4 separate regions of the Homo sapiens genome follow, and all the other regions are linked to region 1. The links are chromatin contacts, found by Hi-C or POLR2A ChIA-PET in ENCODE. All regions are on one chromosome and are shown on one strand. Each heading gives the region's core, a stretch centred on a gene start or an enhancer-like site at or near the end of the contact. The rest is flanking DNA. Distances are from core to core; before and after follow the strand shown. Region 1 holds the start of BECN1 (beclin 1). Region 2 holds the start of HCRT (hypocretin neuropeptide precursor). Region 3 holds the start of RAB5C (RAB5C, member RAS oncogene family). Region 4 holds the start of LINC00910 (long intergenic non-protein coding RNA 910).

Region 1 (2,852 bases), core at 108-2,607:
CCCACCTCAGCCTCCCAAAGCACTGAGATTACAGGCGTGAGCCATCACATCCAGCAAATTCTTCAGACTTTAAGACTCTACTCCATTTACCAGCTGTTGGACCTTAGGTAAGTCACTTAACCTCTCTGTGCCTCGGTTCTTCATCTGAAAAATGATGTAATGACGGTATACCCCGTACGGGTTGTTACAGGGACTAAATGAAGTAATACGTGTAATGCACTTGGTATTACTATATAGTAAGTCCTCAAAAAATACCATTTATTATTATATATACATATTCCTTTTCTCTGAAACAGCAGGAGCAGAAAATAAGGATCTTTCTTTTGCTACTGAAAGCTCTCTTTTTTTGAGACGGAGCCTCGCTCTGTTGCCCAGGCTGGAGTGCAGTGGTGCGATCTCAGCTCACTGCAAACTCCACCTCACCGGTTCAAGCGATTCTCCTGCCTCAACCTCCCGAGTAGCTGGGACTACAGGCACGTGCCATCACGCCCGGCTAATTTTTGTATTTTTAGTAGAGAGGGGTTTCGCCATGTTGGCCAGGCTGGTCTCGAACTCCTGACCTCAGGTGATCTGCCCGCCTCGGTCTCCCAAAATGCTGGGATTACAGGCGTGAGCCACCGCGCCCGGTCGGAAAGCTCTCAGAAGTCCACAATGTCAGAATGCTTTATGTTTCCAAGGAGAAAACAGGGAGCCAGATGAAGTGACTTTCCTAGGTTCACACGATGAGTTTGTGGCAGACTACACAGCCACCATAAGAATTATATCACCAAAGCTGCCCACCTTCCACATTCTTGACCACCCTCTTTCCAAGGGTCTCGCTGACCTGTGAGTTCCTGGATGGTGACACGGTCCAGGATCTTGAAACTCGTGTCCAGTTTCAGGGGCTGGCTGCAGCGCTGGCACACGAAGCTCACCTGCATGGTGCTGTTGTTGGACGTCTTAGACCCTTCCATCCCTGAGGCCGTGGAAAAGAGGCAACATTAGGGAGAAGCGACGCCCTTGACCTCCGGCCCGGGGTTACCACATGCCTTGGTGACGATGGTAAAGGGAGGGAAGTCCCAACCTGCGCCGTTCCCTCTAGGAATGGTATGATACGGGGAGGACCTGCTTCCGGGACAGCCTGAGCAAAGGCAGTTTAGAGCCCAGGGTCAGGGAAGGGACTCCAATAAGAGCCGTGAGGGTTCCCAGACTCCCTTCTAAGGTCCCACCTCAGCCCCCGATGCTCTTCACCTCGGGAGCCCGGAGCCCGTCACCCAAGTCCGGTCTACCGCGGAGGCACTGTGGCCTCGGGTCGGCCCCGGAGCGAGGCCTCCAGAACTACCATCGCTCTGTCTTCAGCGACTTCCCGGTAGCCGCCGGAAAACTTCCGCCCGAGACCGGACGTGACGCTACGACGGCAGCAGGAGCTCCTGGTCCACAGGCTCACAGGCCCGGCAGCGGCCCCCAGAGGCCGGGCTGGGAAAAGCAGCGGGCTTCAGCGGATGAACAAGGTTACCACGGGAAGTGTAGGAGCCAAGGCCGCAGAGAATGGGGAGGCTCCGCTATTCTCTAAATTCAGGGGGCGGCGGGCGCGGTGGCTCACGCCTGTAATCTCAGCACTTGGGGAGGCCGAGGAGGGCGGATCACGTGAGGTCAGGAGTTCGAGACCAGCCTGGCCAACACAGTGAAACCCCGTCTCTACTAAAAATACAAAAACTAGCCGGGCGTGGTGGGGCACGCCTATAATCCCAGCTTAATCCCAGCTACTCGGGAGGCTGAGGCAGGAGAATCGCTTGAACCTGGGAGGTGGAGGTTGCAGTGAGCCGAGATCGGGCCACTGCACTCCAGCCTGGGCGACAGGGCAAGGCTCCATCTCAGAACAACAACAGCAACAACAAAAGGCCGGGCATGGTGGCTCACGCTTGTAATTCCAGCACTTTGGGAGGCCGAGGCGGGCGGATCACAAGGTCAGGAGTTCGAGACCAGCCTGGCCAAAATGGTTAAATCCCGTCTCTACTAAAAAATACAATTAGCTGGGCATGGTGGCGTGCGCCTGTAATCCCAGCTACTCAGGAGGCTGGGGTAGGAAAATCGCTTGACCCCCGGAGGCGGAGGTTGCAGTGAGTCGAGATCATGCCACTGCACTCCAGCCTGGGCGACAGAAGGAAACTCCATCTCAAACCCCCCCCCCCCACACACACACACAAAACCAACAAAAAAAGAAAGTGATATTCAAATAAAAGCTTGAAGAAGGTGAGGAAGGAATTCTTACCTGCATCTTAAGGAAGAGCATTCTAGGCCAAGGGAACAGCAAGAGCACAGAGGGTACCTGTTTGGGGATTAGCAGAGGCTGGTGTGGCTAGAAGATGGGCAACGAAAAGAGATACAGAAAATGGGGTGAGGGAGGTAAGAGTGTTGAGCTACCACCTAGGCTCTTATAGGGATTGTAAAGCTCTGGCTTTCACTTTGAATGAGATGAGATGACTGGGTCTTGAGCAGAGGGACTTACTTCATTTTTAAAAACAACTTTATGGGGTATAATTTACATACCATAAGACTCACACTTTTTAAATGTACAGTTCAATAATTTTTAGTAAATTTACACAGTTGCCCAACTATCACCATAATCCAGTTTTAGAACATTTCCCATCTCCCCTTGCAATCCCCCACTGTGGCCTCCCAAAGTGCTGAGATTACAGGTGTGAGCCAATGTGCCTGGCCAAAAGTTTTTCATTTCAATAAAGTCCAATGTTTATGCTTTTGGTGTAAAAGAAACCACTGCTTAACCCAAAATTGTATGTAGTATTGTCTATTTTATTTTTATTTTGAGACAGTGTCTTACTCTGTTACCCAGGCTGGAGTGAAGCGGAACA
Region 2 (3,030 bases), core at 299-2,798, 640 kb before region 1:
GGAACTCCCCAACCAAGAGTGTTTCCGATTCAACCACGCAAAAGCTAAGGCTGGTGCCCGACAGCCGGGCTTCCAGGCCCAGCTGTCCTCCGCAAGACGCTTTGCCACCCCGGATGGGCAGGACGCGACCGCACAGGAACAGAGACCAGTCACACGAATGGAGACTCGTCTTTATTGCCTTTTTTCTGGGGGCTGACGCTGGGTGGGCAGAGGGCAGAGGCCTGGGCCAGGACAGGGCCCGAAGAACGACTCAGATCCCGGACTGTCCTCCGGGCGCGACGGAGGCGGCGGCCGGGGCGGAACAGCGGCGCCCGAGGCAGGGGCGCGGCGCTGGCTCTGCGCCTGCGCGGCGGCCCATGGTCAGGATGCCCGCGGCGTGGTTGCCGCTGGCCTGCAGGAGGCGCTGCAGCCGACCCTGGAGGCCCGGGGGCCCGGACCTCCGCTTGCCCAGCGTGAGGATGCCGGCCGCGTGATTGCCCGCGCCGTGCAGCAGCTCGTAGAGGCGGCAAGAGCAAGTCTTTTGACGACAGCAGTCGGGCAGGGGCTGTGCAGCCGCCCCGGACGACAACAGCGCGGGCGGCAGCAGCAGCAGCAGCAGCAGTAGCGTCACGGCGGCCCAGGAGACCTAGGGAGACGGAGACAGGGCGCTGGGGGGGTCTTCCCACGGCGCCCGCCACCAGCTCCCACGCCCAGGACCTGCCCCTCTGGCTCCGCGCCCCCTCCAAGCCTGCACTCCTTTCTGGCTGTCACTTAGTTCTCCTTGCTTTGCGCCCTTGCTGGTATCGGCCTACTTTCCCTGCTCCTCCTTCAAGACCCAGCAGAGCATCTCCCCCAGGAAGCCTTTTGAGACCCCCTGGGCAGAGTGAATCCCCCTTTTCTCTGGAGACTTAGGCCACTGTGCCACCACTAGGGCACTTGCCACTCCACCTGAAAACAGGAGTGTCTGTCTGCAGCAGAAGTTGTAAACTTGGGAAAAACCCGGGCCCTACTGAGTCCCCCCAACTTCCTCTCCACAGCAGGGAAACACATGGAAATCAGGAACTAGCAAGACTCCAGAATGCTCTCTCATCTGCCTGCCCCCTTGCAGGAGTGACTGAACTCCGTTGCTTTGAACCAGTTTCCTGCCCTTTCAGAGGGCACAGCTCCCTTACCTGTAAACTGGGTATACTAGAAATAATTTCTACTCTGCAAGGCTGTTGGGAGGATGACAAGAGATGACAGGTGCAAACGGAGCACCTGACACATAGAGCTCAGCAAACACAGGCTCTTAGCAAAACAGCACCCAACCCAATGTGAGCCAAGGCAGGTGCTCCTGCCTCAGAGCACACCCAGGAAAAGACCAAGAGTGGAGACACCTTTGGCCTTTCTTCCAGCCCTCTGAGCAAGCACTCTTTTTGCTTCTCTGGGATGGTGAGTCACCCCTCCATCCCTGGATCTTTACCTTTGTGGAAGGAAGGTTCATGGTGTCTGGCGCTCAGGGTGGGGTAGCCGGGAAAGGAGATGTCTGTGGTGGTTCAAAAAGCCAGGAACCTTGAGGCTGTCAATTGTGACCCACTCCCAGGGGTCTGGGGTTTATAGTGCTCTGAGGTGGCGGGGAATTGACAGGCACTTGCGTCCACACCCAGGCCAGACAAAGGCAAGTCTAAGATTAGCCTGCTGCAGGGGGGCCGTCTCCAGGCTGGGCCCAAGGAATGGCCGCTGCGGCGTTCAGAGGCCAGGGTTGGATCACTGTGCCCCTGATCACCCCCTTGTCTGTCTATCTGCTCCCTGGAGATGGGGCGGTCTCCGGGCACTAATGAGGCCACCTTGCACCCAGGAATCTGGGAGCACAAAAGAGGCGCTGGCCTGGGACAATATGGAGGGAGGCAGCTGCTAATTAGGGGCGGGAGAGAGGCAGACGCGAGACCCCACATTATGTGTGTGGGGGGTGGAGCAGCCAGCAGCAGTCCTCTCCCTCCCCTGCTTCTTGTCGCTGCTCCTGGGGACTGTCAGGCTCCAGGACCTTCTTCCTTCATGGAAAGGCTCCTTAGCTGCCCCCTCCCCCTAGCTTTTTTTCTCCCTTCTGCCCTTTCCACTAGCCTCTGAGATGGAAAACCTTGAAAACTCAGCCTAGACAGTGGGAGGTAAGAAGCCAAAACCAAGCCCAATTTCTCTTTCTTTCTTTTCTGTGTGTGTGTGTGTGACTAAATTTTGGTCTTGTTGCTCAGGCTGGAGTGCAGTGGTATGGTCATCTTGGCTCACTGCAACCTCCGCCTTGGGTTCAAGCGATTCTCCTGCCTCAACCTCCTGAATAGCTCCTGAATAGAATTACAGGCACACGCCACCACAACCAGCTAATTTTTGTATTTTTAATAGAGACAGGGTTTCACCATGTTAGCCAGGGTGGTCTCAAACTCCTGACCTCAAGTGATCCACCCACCTCAGTCTCCAAAAGTGTTGGGATTACAGGCGTGGGCCACTGCACCAGGCCCCCCCGCTTTTTTTTTCTTCCTTCCTTCTTTCCTTCTTCCTTCCTTCCTGCATTTCTTTCTTTCTTTCTCTCTCTCACTCTCTCCCTCTTTCTTTCTTTCTTCTTCTTCTTCTTTTTTTTTTTTTTGAGACGGAGTTTCACTCTTGTTGCCCAGGCTGGAGTGCAATGGCGCAATCTCAGCTCACTGCAACCTCCACCTCCAGGGTTCAAGCAATTCTCCTGCCTCTGCCTTCTGAGTAGCTGGGATTACAGGCATGCGCCACCATGCCTGGCTAATTTTGTATTTTTAGTAGAGACAGGGTTTCTCCATGTTGGTCAGGCTGGTCTGGAACTCCTGACCTCAGGTGATCCGCCTGCCTCAGCCACCCAAAGTGCTGGGATTACAGGCATGAGCCACCATGCCTGGCCTTCTCTCTTTCTTCATTTTCTTTTCTTTTTCTTTTCTTTCTTTTTTTTTTTTTTTTTTGAGACAGTCTCACTCTGTCGCCCAGGCTGGAGTGCAGTGGCGCGATCTCGGCTCACTGCAAGCTCCGCCTCCCGGGTTCACGCCATTCTCCTGC
Region 3 (3,111 bases), core at 75-2,574, 670 kb before region 1:
CAGAGCCAGGCTACTCCTCGTTAAGGTACAGTCTCCGGCCTGTACTTTGGCCACATAACAAAGCTTGGTCTGAGACAGCAGCTATTTCACACACCTAAGCCCCAAGCAACAGACAAGGATCAGTCAATATGGTTGAGGGAACCTGCACTTTCTGGCATGTATCGGAATTCCTCAGGCTACAATTAAAAATCCAGAACTGCCATTGTGATCTTGACTTAGTCCTCAGTAATAAGTCCAAGCCCTGAAGGGATTGCAGACAGACCCTGGCGTGGTGTGGACCTGTTGCTCAGGGAGGTGTATGTGTGTGTGTTTGGGAGTGGGAAAGAGATGGCCCTTCAATTCCAGACTCCTCATTTTGGGTCTTATTCTCCTCCCTATAGACACACGGACAGCAGTCCCAAGAAAAGCAGTCCCTTTGAGGCGGCTGGGAAACCACTCACGTGCTCTGGGAGGACAGAGCTGAGCCTGGAGCAAGGGGGGAGGGGAAAGAAGATAATGAATGGGCACATCCACCCTGATCTGTGATCTGTAGCTAGGATTGAGCAAACCTCAGCTAAATTCTTCAGAGGCAGAAAGAGAGAGACACTCAAAGAACAACATAACTAGAGGACAGGGCTGGGAGACAGAAGGGGCAAAACAGGAAAACAGCTCATTTCTAGTAAGTGACTTTAAACTCAGCTGAGGTCCTGGTTGGTTCTCTGGCTTGAGGAAAGAGAGGAAGTAAGGAGTTGCGGGAGCGCACACACACTTCTGTGCGTGTGGAACGGTCTCACCCAGACGACCCCCCTCCCCCAAAGGAAATCGAGATATTCCTCTAGGGCTAGAGGGGACAACTGGTTTTGTGGGACAGGAGGAAGGAAAACGGCGACAGACAGCACTCCCTGTCACTTCTAAAAGAGAAGAGGGACAGGTTCCTTCACACCTAGCAAAGATCCTCCGATTCTGGAAGCAGGGGGAGCGGAACTTAGGGTACCTCTCTCCCACAACTAGAATGGACAGGCCAGAGGACAGTCATAGCGGTTTCCTTAAGGCTCACCAAAGGCAGGTAAGCTAAGGAAAGAAGCTCCCCACCTCCTATGGCCCGACGCCTGGGGAGCCCCTCAAGAGGGGGCTACGGGTCGGGGGAGGGGTCAGTATCCCCCTAAACTGGGGCTGGGCGGGAGGAAGGGCTGCCCTGGAGATGCTTCAACGCAGGCGAGACACCAGGTCCTGGGACAAGCATACTCACGGCGGCTCCGGGGCGGCGGCGTTACTTGGGGCCGGGGCTCGGACGGGATCCGCTTCTCTCCCCGCCGGCGGTGTCCCAGGCTCCGGCCTCCACTTCCGCCTTTCAGCCGCTCCGGATCCGGATCTCCACCTCCGCCCCGCCCCTCAATACTCCCAGGTGATTGACAGTGCGGAGACCAATGGGAGGCACTCTTGGCCGACCTACCCAGCGGCGCCGGTAGGAACGCGGGAGTGGCGGTAGGGAGCGCGCGAGGGATCGCGGGACTTGTAGTTCGCAGCGCTGGGAGGAGTCAGTGGCTGCCTGGGACTTGGGCTTAGGGTGGAGCCGGCTGACTGCGAGGCGGAGCCCGGCCGGAACTTTTTTTTTTTTTTTGAGACGGAGTCTTACTCTGTCGCCCAGGCTGGAGTGCAGTGGTGCGATCTCACTGCAACCTCTGCCTCCCGGGTTCAAGCGATTCTCCTGCCTCAGCCTCCCGAGGAGCTGGATTATAGGCACGCACCACCACGCCCGACTAATTTTTGTATTTTTTAGTAGAGACGGGGGTTTCGCCATGTTGGCCAGGCTGGTCTCGAACTCCTGACCTCAGGTGATCCGCCCTCTTCGGCCTCTCAAAGTGCTGAGATTACAGGCCTGAGCCACCGCGCCCAGCCTACGGCCGGGAACTTTTTAAGGCTAACCCTGCCATCCGCGTCACCGCCGGTTCCGGACGCCCCGAGGGAAGGCGGGTGGTGGAGCGTTGGAAGAAGGCAGAGGATTGTGTGTGCAGAATTGGGAAAGAAAAAACGTGGTGCGAATGAATATGCACGCGAGGCCTCAGTCCTGTGAACTCGCTGATCTGGAGAAGCCCTTGTCTGCACTGTCCGCCCGATTGCCAGGGGCGTCTGTGATTGGGAAGGTGAGGAAAGCGCTGCAGGAAGAGTTCTCTGCAGGATGCTGGGTGAGATCAAAGGGAGAGCTTCTGCCACCACCTCCTACTTGGTGTGTGCGGGGGCCGGCACAAAGACCATCTCTGCCTCTGCCTTCCCCTGCTCCTAGCCAGGGTCAGCTCTTCTCTCTGACGCGGAATACAGAGCTGGACAACCTCTGCCTCGGCCCTCTCCATCCGTAAATAAAGACTAGAACCACCCCCACTCTGCACTCTCCCCCTCTATGGATCAGGAATATTTGTTTTTTCTGCTCCTCTCAATATGGACTGGGCCCGCTCCTGATTCCTCCCACCCTTACCTCTCAACACAAACCAGTACCTCCTCTTCTTTTGCATCTCATCCTCAAGGGACACTACTGAAAACCTGTGTGGAATCAAAGCTCACCGGAGACAGCTGTGGCCATTGTGCCTATAACGCCAACACCAGGCATATCCTGGAGCCTCAGCTGGAGAATTTACCTGTCTTGGACAACCTGCCACAAAACTGTGCCCACATCTAGTTCCATCTGGTCATCAGGGCGTCTCTCTTTCTTACACCCATAACACACAATCCCCACTTCCGCGCCAGTGTTCATGAGAAGTGAAAAGGAAGAGGGAAGAGAGGGCTTGTTGGGAGGACAGAGGGGATGGGGCAGAGTGGGATTCCTAGCAGGTTCTGGCTGGTGACAAGCTCTTCCCCCAGCCCCCTTGCCATACCCAGTTCTGGAACAGTTCCTTATACAGGAGGGATGGGTAGTCCCCTAGGCCCACCTTTCCAAGGCTGGAGGTGGGCCAAAGCCAGGACTCTGTCCTTCCCACATACTGTGTGCATACATGGCTGTGACTGGGGTGCAGGGGAGAGAAGGGGGTATAATAGGCCCATAGTGACTAATTAAGTTTCTTCCTCAACCCTGGGGCCCCTGGTGGTGTGAATGTGGTGCCAAGTAGATTGGCTGGTGCCTCTGCCCTTCCTAGAGAT
Region 4 (2,939 bases), core at 417-2,916, 560 kb after region 1:
AGCCCCATTCCTGGAGGTACTGCAATACCAGGTCGACGCGTGGAGTGGACAGAGCAAGCTCCTATTTCATCTCCCTGCTCCAAAAATCTATCTAATATAATTGTTCTCTGATAGAGGACGTATCAGATATTAAACTGATAAGAACAGATACTACACTTGATCTTAGCCAAAAGGACGAGAAGAGATGTCGTCGCCTTCCTCCCTGCCATCACCGTCCCACTCTCATCTACATTCAAGACGCGGTGAGAGCCCCAGCCTCGCTCCTTGCCTCATTCACTTTGTCTTGTCCACACCAATATTGACGCCATTACACACTCGGGCTGATTTCTTATTCTCCACGTTTTAAAAGAAAAATCTGCCGGGCGCAGTGGCTCACGCCAGTAATCCTAACACTTTGGGAGGCCGAGGCGGGTGGATCACAAGGTCAGGAGATCAAGACCATTCTGGCAAACACGGAGAAATCCCGTCTCGACTCAGGAGCTCGAGACCAGCCTGGGGAACACGGTGAAACCCCATCTCTACTAAAAATACAAAAAAATTAGCCGGGCGTGCCGGGCGCGGTGACTCACGCCTGTAATCCCAGCACTTTAGGAGGCCGAGGCAGGTGGATCACGAGGTCAGGAGATCGAGACCATTCTGGATAACACGGAGAAACCCCGTCTCTATTAAAAATACAAAAATTAGCCGGGCGTGGTGGCACGTGCCTGTAGTCCCAGCTACTTGGGAGGCTGATGCAGGAGAATCTCTTGAACCTGGGAGTCCGAGGTTGCAGTGAGCCAAGATTGCGCTACTACACTCCAGCCTGGGCGACAGAGTGAGACTCCATCTAAAAAAAAAACAAAAACAAAAAAACAAAAATTAGTCAGGCGTGGTGTCGCGCGCCTGTAATCCCAGCTACTAGGGAGGCTGGGCAGTAGAATCACTTGAACCCGGGAGGCGGAGGTTGCAGTGAACCGAGATCGCGCCACTGCACTCCAGCTTGGGCGACAGAGCGAGACTCTGTCTCAAAACAACAACAAAACAACAACAACAACACAAAAACCAAGAGAAATCTTACACCAGTTCTAGTTCCGGGGTTTCCGGGCTTTCATTTCGAATTTGCATGCCCTGCCCTTTCCCAGGAGGCGTGGCCACCGCGGTTGACTCCACCCCCGGGCCCGCCTCCAGCTAAGGAGCCGCGGCTGGGCTAGGGGCGACTTCCTTGTTTGTATGAGCGAAAAGACTGAACCAAAAGAGACAGGGGGTGAAAACAAGATAGGTCTGTGGAAGAGACCTGTAGGCGGAGAGCGGTCCCTGTTTTCCTGGAGAAAGACGAGTCGCAAGATATCATCACCAGGGGAAACCAGGCTGAGCTGGATCTTTACGTCGTCACCAGTGGGCGGGGAGACCAGCCTTGTACCCACTGGACAGCGGGCCCATTCCGAGTCAGGGAAGCAGAAGGCCTGGAGGAGCTTCGGGGAGCAGGGGCTGGAGTTCCTCTGCCAGGCAGGAGGCTGACACCAGACACCGGGCAGAGGGAGGCGGCGCATGGACGGCGAGGGCCCAGCAAGGATTCTCCCCAGCCCCTGTGCCTGCGTCTCCTGCGGCTTCTGTGCGCGGACCGTGTCCTGTGCTGTGTAGGGAAAGCTGCTTCTCTGCTTGGGACGTGGATTCCTTTACCCTCCTCCTCGCCTGACTACTTCTGACGCGGGTCGTCAGGACTCCGCTTGGGTGTCACCCGTCCAGGAAGCCTCCCTTAATTAAGGGCCCTCGGCACCCACCCCATATGTGATTAGCAGCCCTCCTGTGTATTTCATCGCACCTCGTTGTTTATATCAACTACTCCACTCACCACCCTTCTGGGCAGTCCTTTATCTCCCCCTCTGAAATCCGATCGCTGAGGGCTGGGACCCTCATCAGTACTTATCCCCGTTTCTCTGCGCTAGTCTAATTAGTGCCTGGCAAGTTGAAGGCGCTCAGTAAACGTTTGTGGAGCGAAGAAACGACGGATAGGGCGTAATGAGCACGACACACGCAATCAGAGAGGACGCAGTTAGGAGGCTATTGGCCCGGGGCAGGCGTGAAGGGGGAAGATCGGGCTCGGGGTGGGAGGACACCAGAGGGCGGGGTGACTGTCGGGGTGCTCTGGAGGAAGATGGGCGTCAAGGCCCCCAGCAAGGTTGGGATAAATTTTCTCTCTGAGGCACAGACTGCCGCCTGTAGCGTCAGCATTTACCATTCCCGTCCTCCTTCCTAACACAACAGTTGAGATGAGAGTTTATGGCTCTTTTATTTGATTTCAGAAAAGCAAGAAGGTATCATAGATCCGATAGTGACACTCAGTCAGTCATGCTCCCCCTGCAGGATGGAAAGCCGGATGGCAGGGATTGCCTGGTGAACAACCAGGTCAAAAAATATAAACTGTGCCTTTCCCAATGCCAGCCTCGGGTCCGAGGGCTCTACGTGCATTATCTCTTTTAGTTCACTCGACAGCCCTAAGAGATGGGCGTTATTATTAGCCACGGCCAGGATTAGGGTGAGGTCATTCCTCTAGGTTCGAATTTCAGGGGGTGATCCTCCAGAACCCTTCAGTAATCAAAATAAATAATAGTTCAATGCAATATATCTTATCTCGATTATAAGATAATCAAGCCATTTATCTGGATTGCTGAGTCTTTTGGTGCCCCCTTATTTTTTTTTTTAACCTCTCAGCAAGTGTTTCCCTCATTTCACTTTACCCCAGTCTCCACCGAGTCATTGTCATCTCCATTCTATTACCCTGTGAAGTGCAATATGGCAGCCACCCACCTCGGCCTCCCAAAGTGCTGAGATTATAGGCGTGAGCCACTGCGCCTGGCCTGTCTGTCTGTCTGTCTATCTATCTATCTATCTATCTATCTATCTGTTCTTTTTTCTGAGACGGAGTCTCGCACTGTCGCCCGGGCTGGAGTGCAGTGGCG

Evidence for each region. A loop is a pair of places that touch in the nucleus more often than their neighbours do. ChIA-PET counts read pairs that join two places held with the same protein, here RNA polymerase II (POLR2A). Pooled maps may share reads with other maps.
Region 2: a loop to region 1 is called in a pooled map, with 4 times the contacts of the local background. The contact joins the promoter of HCRT here to the promoter of BECN1 in region 1. A Hi-C loop is called at or near these places in 4 of 50 pooled maps.
Region 3: a loop to region 1 is called in a pooled map, with 11 times the contacts of the local background. The contact joins the promoter of RAB5C here to the promoter of BECN1 in region 1. A Hi-C loop is called at or near these places in 7 of 50 pooled maps.
Region 4: a loop to region 1 is called in a pooled map, with 7 times the contacts of the local background. The contact joins the promoter of LINC00910 here to the promoter of BECN1 in region 1. A Hi-C loop is called at or near these places in 2 of 168 maps with a recorded cell type or tissue (CD4-positive, alpha-beta T cell and gastrocnemius medialis) and 5 of 50 pooled maps. POLR2A ChIA-PET finds 5 or more read pairs at or near these places in 3 of 52 experiments (B cell, CD4-positive, alpha-beta T cell and T-cell).

Annotation. Positions count from the first base shown.
Region 1 is chr17:42,822,925-42,825,776 of GRCh38, forward strand. It overlaps BECN1 (beclin 1), which reads right to left and starts at 1,358. Exons shown (of 12, transcript NM_001313998.2): 1 at 1,231-1,358; 2 at 824-955. The coding sequence starts at 953. It overlaps MIR6781 (microRNA 6781), which reads right to left and starts at 1,019; the gene lies at 956-1,019. RefSeq lists enhancers at 585-1,151, 1,152-1,720, 1,587-1,716, 1,721-2,287.
Region 2 is chr17:42,183,904-42,186,933 of GRCh38, forward strand. HCRT (hypocretin neuropeptide precursor) reads right to left here and starts at 1,549. Exons shown (of 2, transcript NM_001524.1): 1 at 1,442-1,549; 2 at 157-625. The coding sequence starts at 1,462. The coding sequence ends at 251. RefSeq lists a silencer at 253-472 and an enhancer at 324-1,125.
Region 3 is chr17:42,153,665-42,156,775 of GRCh38, forward strand. It overlaps RAB5C (RAB5C, member RAS oncogene family), which reads right to left and starts at 1,325. Exons shown (of 6, transcript NM_004583.4): 1 at 1,229-1,325. It overlaps RAB5C-AS1 (RAB5C antisense RNA 1), which reads left to right and starts at 736. Exons shown (of 3, transcript NR_187282.1): 1 at 736-1,045; 2 at 1,335-1,444; 3 at 2,104-3,111. RefSeq lists enhancers at 777-1,397, 1,307-1,601, 1,484-1,593.
Region 4 is chr17:43,387,232-43,390,170 of GRCh38, forward strand. LINC00910 (long intergenic non-protein coding RNA 910) reads right to left here and starts at 1,667. Exons shown (of 6, transcript NR_027412.1): 1 at 1,058-1,667. It also overlaps the pseudogene RNU2-4P. RefSeq lists enhancers at 1-233, 234-749, 1,040-1,793, 1,247-1,476, 1,794-2,547 and a silencer at 1,390-1,684.